Linked DNA regions of Homo sapiens: region 2 is linked to region 1. A link is a contact called in ENCODE Hi-C data. All regions are on one chromosome and are shown on one strand. Each heading gives the region's core, a stretch centred on a gene start or an enhancer-like site at or near the end of the contact. The rest is flanking DNA. Distances are from core to core; before and after follow the strand shown. Region 1 has its middle 8.8 kb from the start of TEX48. Region 2 overlaps ASTN2 (astrotactin 2).

Region 1 (3,558 bases), core at 406-2,905:
AACGCCTGTAATCCCAGCAGTTTGGGAGGCCGAACGGGCGGATCTCTTGAGGTCAGGAGTTTGAGACCAGCCTGAACAACATGGTGAAACCCTGTCTCTACTAAAAATACAAAAAGTAGCCAGACGTGGTGGCAGGCACCTGTAATCCCAGCTACTCAGGAGGCTGAGGCAGTAGAATCACTTGAACCCCAAGGGTGGAGGTTGCAGTGAGCCAAGATAACATCACTGAGCTTCAGTCTGGGCGACAGGAGACTCAGGCTCAAAAATCAATCAATCAATCAATCAATAAAATGATTCCTGCATATATTTGGGCAAGGTGGTCCCACAGATTCCTTAACCCACAGTGTCTAGATGATTTTCATTGGCAAACCCATAATTTTTCCTGTAAGTTTCCCACATCCCTGCCAAAGCCAGAAGATTTGTCTTATTTTATTGGTTTCTGAGAATGTTGATTTCACTTTTTAGGGTTTCATCAGAACAATCTTAAGAAATAATCTCCTCTGGCCAAGCGCAGCAGCTCAAGCCTATAATCCCAGCACTTTGGGAGGCTGAGGTGGGAGAATTGCTTGAGTCCCAGAGTTAGAGACCAGCCTAGGCACCATAGTGAGACTCCACCTCTACAAAAAATAGAAAAAATTAGCCCAGTGTGCTGGTGCATGCCTTTAGTTCCAGCTACCCAGGAGGCTGAGGTGGGAGGACCACTTGAGCCAGGGAAGAAGAGACTGCAGTGAGCCATAATAGTGCCACTGCACTTCAGCCTAGGCAACTGAGCAATACCCTGTCTCAAAACAAACAAAAGAAAAAAAAAATTTCTTCCATATCTCTGAAAATTAGCACACTGTCTTGAAATCAGTTATAAGGCTCAGTATAGAATCATCATGAAGAAGCTTTTGAGCTTCATGAGCACAAAAGCATAGAGAGGTGGGTGGCTACCGAAAGACAGCACAGTGTGTCATCGGGGAAGGCACAGAAGTCTTTCCAAGATACAGCACACCATGCAGTTCAAAATGTAACTTCATACATGCCAGCTCTTTTTGCCCTGAGCAAGGTGGGAATTGTGGGTGTCATTTTAAAGATGAGCAAATGAGACTCAGAGAAGGAAAGTGATTTGCCCTGCATGGGAAAGGCAGAAGTCTGAATCCAACTAGGGGTGGGTAGTATGTTTGGCCATGGACATTCCAGATGACTTGGTGACAAGAAAGCATGTGTGGAAGGAAAGGGAAGCCATATTGACTCTGAATCACATGCTGCCCTACACTGCGGCGGCTCCTTCCTCCTTCTCTTCCAAAAGGGAAGCACAAAACACAGCACCAAGAGGAATGCCCACCAAGTGCTCCTGAGAGATGACCTGCACTGTAACACTGTTCCTTGGGCCATCTATTGGGGGAGAGAGCCTTAGAAAGGGACGGGCACCACCTCTTCGGAACCTAAGCCCTTTCCAATGCTGCCCAAGAAGCCTCAGAGTGATGCTCTCTAGCTTCGCTCCACAGCAAATAATGGCACTGTGAAGTTTCACTGTAATAAAGAGATGATTCAGTGATTACTCAGAGAAACCATAGAATTTCAGAGATGCGCTCCTTAACCACAAACGTGTACAGCGATGCCAGCTTCATCTCCCTGCTGCAGCCTTCGCATTTGGGGTCAGATCTGAGTAATAAATGACATCTTAAATGACTGGTGACAGTGTTCACTCTTCCTTCCTCCCCAGCCCCACCACACTCAGAACTCAGCCACTGTGGCAAAATTTTAATACAAAGCCTTCAACAAGAGCAGTGAAACTTGTCTTCTCTCCATTTTCTCACAAGCCTCAAACTGATACTGGAAATTTTTTTCTCTGTCTCCAGTGTAATCGAAAAATATATTTTTATTAAGCAGAAATCCAAAAGTCAAGCCTATTTTTAGAATGGGAAATTACATTACAGAGGATGATTTTTTTTCCAAAAGGTTTATAAGTATCAATTATGTATGAGCCACAGAAGGGTTTTGTTTGTGACAATCACCTTGGGGCTTTGAAGAGAGCTTAGGTGCTAGGATTCTTGGAAATCAAGAATCTGAAGTAGTTTGAAAGAATAAACCAAATTTCCAGCTCAGAAACCATGGACAAGTGACGAGTTTACATCCACAATGATGCCCTCCCACAGCTTCTTAGGAGGGAAACAAAAAACCATCCCATAACTTTTAGTATATAGGTCATGGATACAATGGCTGTGATAGTTAATTGTATAAGTCAACTTGACAGGATCATGAAATGTTCAGCTATCTGGTTAAACATTATTTCTGGGTATGTCTGGAACAGATCAGCCTTTGAATCAGTGGACTAAGTAAACTGGTTTGCCCTCCTCAATGGGGGTGGGCAGCATCCAATCTGTTGGAGGCCTGAACAGAACAAAAAGGCAGAGGAAGGGAGGAGTCAACTTCTCCCTGCCTGACTGCCTTAACTTGGACATCCACCTTCACCTGCCCTCAGCACTTACAGTCCTCAGGCCTTCGGACTCAACGCGGGATTGTACACCATTGGCTTTCCAGCTTGTAGATGATAAGACATACATATAGATGGAGACAGAAAGAGAGAGAGGTCGAGAGAGAGAGACTGAAAGAGGGAGGGAGGGGAGGGAGGGGGAGGGAGAGGGAGGGAGAGAGACGGAGAGAGACAGAGAGAGACGGAGAGAGACAGAGAGAGACAGACAGAGAGAAAGAGAAACAGAGAGAGACAGAGAGACAGAGAAACAGAGAGACAGAGACAGAGAGACAGACAGACAGAGAGACAGAGACACAGACAGACAGAGACACTGAAAGAGAGAGACAGAGAGAGAGAGACACCGAGAGAGAGAGAGACACCGAGAGAGAGACACCGAGAGAGAGACACCAAGAGAGACACGGAGAGAGAGAGAAAGAGAGAGGAAAGCAGGATCCTAGTGGTTCCGTTTTTTGGAGAACCCTAACACAAGGATGTATCTCAAAAGAGGTTTTCTAAACCCCATTTATTCACATATCACTGTGACTCTATTACCTCTACTCTTATTTCCTTAATATTTTTCTTTAAACCATATTATTCTTTTACATTAAAACAAAGGTACATACCACTACCATAAATAGAAAAGATCAACACAAAAATAAACATAACAAAAACAAAACAATGAGCTTAACTTCTAGCCTGATGCCATCACCTGCCAAAGACTCAGAGCCTGCCTGCTGTTCTCTTTTTATTGTGAGGGAGGTCAGCAACTGTTTGGAGGCATTACTGAGGGGGTAGCATCCAGCTAAATTTAGGTAATTGAAAGGACTAAAAAGGGAGTCATTCCTTCATGATGTGAACCAGTGCTATAGAATGTCATGTCCATGTTTGGCCTTAAATTTCCCCACTTCTCATCAGGGGACTGGGCCCCACACTGCAGGAAAATATTTCACTAATGTCTTCACCTAGGAAATGTCCCAAGATCTCTGATTGATTAGAGCTCTTGTTCAAAAACAAAGGTGGAATGAAATAAATTCGTTCAACCATCATGGAAAAGTGTGGTGATTCCTCAAAGAACTAAAAACAGAACTACCATTCAACCC
Region 2 (3,442 bases), core at 414-2,913, 2.3 Mb before region 1:
TAGGGATAATGATGCTATATCATGGGATTGTTTTCAGAAATGAAATAAAATGAAACACCTGAATGCCAGCTCATAATAAGAGTTGAATAACAGGTAGCTGCTGTTATTAGAATCTCTGCTATTTTAAAAATAACACCAAGCCCTTAAAAAAAGATAAGAAAACCAAGCCCTGTGTAACCCGCCCAAGCTTACATGTCCATACATACATGGACAGGTCAAGGGTGTGAACTAGCACAAGGTTCTCTGTCTCTGAGCCCATTGTGTGACCCCTTCTACTCCACTGGACTTGATGGACAGATGACTGATGGATACAGATTGAGCTACAGCTCTGCCACTAATGAGCTAAATGACCTTGGACAAGTCTCTTATCTGCTCTAAGTTTCAGTTTTTCTATCCAAGAATGTGAGCAACTAACCTGATCACACTGTTGAGGCTTTAAACCATCAAGGATCAAGTGTTGAGCACATAGTGCAGGGCTTTGCACTCAGGAGATGCTCAATACAGGGAACCCATCTTTTTTGTTGTTGTTAAAAAAACAAAAAATCAAATATTCTTTAGGCAGCAGCTACCCTAGAGGACAATGAAACCTGTCAGCATTCTTGTTGGACAGCTGCCTGGTCTCTGTAATTCGGGTCCTAACCAGGAGCTAGAAAATTAACTTGGAAACTGAGGATGCAAAAATGAGTGTCTCATTCTGGGTTCCTCTGGGTCTCTCTGCCTTCCTCTGAGCAGATGCTGGGCTCCAGCAACACCTGGTACCTGCAGAACTCTCAGGAAATTGGCTTGGCTAGAATGTCTTAATAGCCTGCTCTCTAGCCAAAACAATTTGCAGTGGGAAAAGCAAGGGTTTAGAAGTCAAACAGATACAGATTCAATTGTAACTATAACACAACCTCTCTTTGTGGCTTTGGGCACCCCACTTAACCTTGTTAGGCCTCAGTTTCCTTATCAGTAAAATGTGATAATTACACCTTATTTTCAGTTAAGCCAAAGAATGATTCACTGCTGCCAAACAATCTCAGCTAATAAATGCTGTTATTTGCCTCAGTGGGTGGGGGAGTTAAAATCACAAACTGTCCTTTCCATAGCAGACATTTGCAGATCTATTGGGTCGGAGATGGAGAACTGGGAGTCTCCTCCACCCCTTCCTTTTATAATAGAGAAGCTAAGGAACAGAAATGACATGGCCTGGCCCAAGGTCGCACTGTGGGACAATAAGACGGGCCACCTGGATCCCTGTCAGAGGGTCTTTCACATTTTGTTAGGCTACATGTCAACAGCCCAGGTCAGCACAAATGTCCCTTGTTTTCAGAGTCACCGGTGGCTGAGCAGTAAGTAATTGGGCCCCTCCTCAAAGGCTGTAATCAAAGGCAGCCTTGAGCTTGGAGGCAGCTCCAACGGCGATTGCTCGGCTAGCTGAGGAAGAGGCTTGAGGCCAATATCAGCGGCCCTGGGCTCCTGACAGCAGGTGTGGATGATGAATGGGCAGCTTAACATGATGGAGCAAATTGATCATTTCATCACTGACCACAACTTATTCATTTCTGCAAAGACGGCAATTCATTACCCTGCATGTCACGCTGCCCATGTCATTGCCAGAGATAAAAGCCTGAGGCCTCACAGCCTGTGCCTCTCATCACATCTCACCTCTTCTTAAAGGGAGAGAAAGAATGCGGAAATTGAGAGCCAGATGCTCAAGGCTGCTCCAGGGCCCTTATTCTTGCCAGATCCTGGAGGCCATTTCTTCTTCACCAGGAAATGAACAGGAATGAACCCCAAGAGCTTCTAAGCCAATCAACAATAGCAAATGCATTGCATCTTTGAGGCCAGCCTTATACTCTCTGGAGCATAAGGCCGAGAAGGATTCTGTGGCTGCATGCGAGCCCAATAGGAATGAATGCCAGAATTGATTAGTCATGTCTATGGTAGGTCTAGAGTAAGTAGTCAGACATACCCCATGCATTACTATTCATAAAGTCGTGGTGGTGGTTGGGCTATTTTCTGCAACTCTCAAATCATGTCAAGTGCTCACTAGCATTAAGAATAAACTAAAAGGCAGTTACAAATACAGTAATGCAGTTATAATCAAGTAATGGAAAAGCTTACATATTATTGTGATTTTAGTCAATACAGTTGCTCTCAGCTATAGTGGCACAACCCACAGGCTTTGACCACATGAGTTATTGGGTAAGTCCCAAGAAATGTAACAACAAAAATAGTCACATTACTCAAGTTACTCTGATTTTTAGTATTTGAAACTATGGGGTTAGGTAAGTTGTCAGAAATGTAGTGCTAATAATAGTCTAATTACTCAAGTTTCAAAATATTTTGTCTTTTGGAGGGATTTTTTAAAATGCAATGGATATGACCTTAGAAGTAAAATAACATCTCCCACTTGTGTTTGGGGAATGTTACCTTGAGTGGAAGAGAGAAAAGTGAGATCATAGATAACTTGCTGGTGATTGCATGCTTACAGATCCCCTACTGATCTTAACCATGGTGCCTCCCATAGCTTCTGCCACCAAATACCAATACCACCCTCTCCTACTCATCTCTAGAGTGTGGCTTGCTTCCTATCTAAGGGAAATCTCTCTGCCTGACCCTGATCTCATGCACTTCAGTTTATTGAAGGACCTTGTTCTACTGATCATACCTTCCCTCTCCTTTATCTTTGTAGACTCTATTCACAGTCTATGCCAAAACCAAACCTAACTGACTTAACTATAAATGGGAACCAACTGTTCCACATGATTGGTGATGATGCTGTGTGAGAGATGGGCTCATACATGGCAGTATCTACAACCACAGATCTTTTTTTTTTTTTTTTTTTTTTTTTTTTTTGAGACAGAGTTTCACTCTTGTTGCCCAGGCTGGAGTGCAGTGGCGTGATCTTGGCTCACTGCAACCTCTGCCTCCCAGGTTCAAGCTGTTCTCCTGCCTCAGCCTCCCAAGTAGCTGGGATTACAGGCGTGCGCCACCATGCCAAGCTAATTTTGTATTTTTAGTAGAGACAGGGTTTCTCCATGTTGGTCAGGGTGGTCTCAAACTCCAGACCTCAGGTGATCCACCCACCTCAGCCTCCCAAAGTGCTGGGGCTACAGGCGTGAGCCATCACATATGGCCTAGTTCTCTCTATCTCTTTCTGTCTTATCTCAGTTCCCATCTCTGTCTTGACCACATTGTTTCTGTGTCTTCCATAGGTATGGGGCATGGGCACCAGGAGCTGTAGAGACACATTCTTACATCTTTAACATAAAGGAAACAGAAAGAATCTATCTTCCTCCATATGTTGTATAAAATTCCAAGGAAGGATTTGTTTTGTCCCAGCCAAGGACACTTACTGCAAAGGGGAATCAGGTGCTATGACTGGCCAGATCTGGCATGTACTATGGCCAGGAGGGAGGGTACTTACATATTAGTAACCTAATTTTCCCTATAGCCT

Evidence for each region. Hi-C counts contacts between places; a loop is a spot of excess contacts on that map. Pooled maps may share reads with other maps.
Region 2: a loop to region 1 is called in a map with no recorded cell type, with 4 times the contacts of the local background. The contact joins two enhancer-like sites. A Hi-C loop is called at or near these places in 4 of 37 single-sample maps with no recorded cell type and 3 of 50 pooled maps.

Annotation. Positions count from the first base shown.
Region 1 is chr9:114,689,253-114,692,810 of GRCh38, reverse strand. No RefSeq gene overlaps it. Among named protein-coding and RNA genes, the nearest start is that of TEX48, 8.8 kb to the right of the region's middle. RefSeq lists a silencer at 1,517-1,566 and an enhancer at 1,040-2,239. Within about 2 kb of position 1,655, at least 5 of the 41 ENCODE cell types and tissues checked have a DNase peak (open chromatin) inside an H3K27ac peak, as active enhancers do.
Region 2 is chr9:116,950,737-116,954,178 of GRCh38, reverse strand. The region is part of intron 10 of ASTN2 (astrotactin 2); the gene reads left to right. Among named protein-coding and RNA genes, the nearest start is that of SNORA70C, 230 kb to the left of the region's middle. Within about 2 kb of position 1,663, at least 3 of the 41 ENCODE cell types and tissues checked have a DNase peak (open chromatin) inside an H3K27ac peak, as active enhancers do.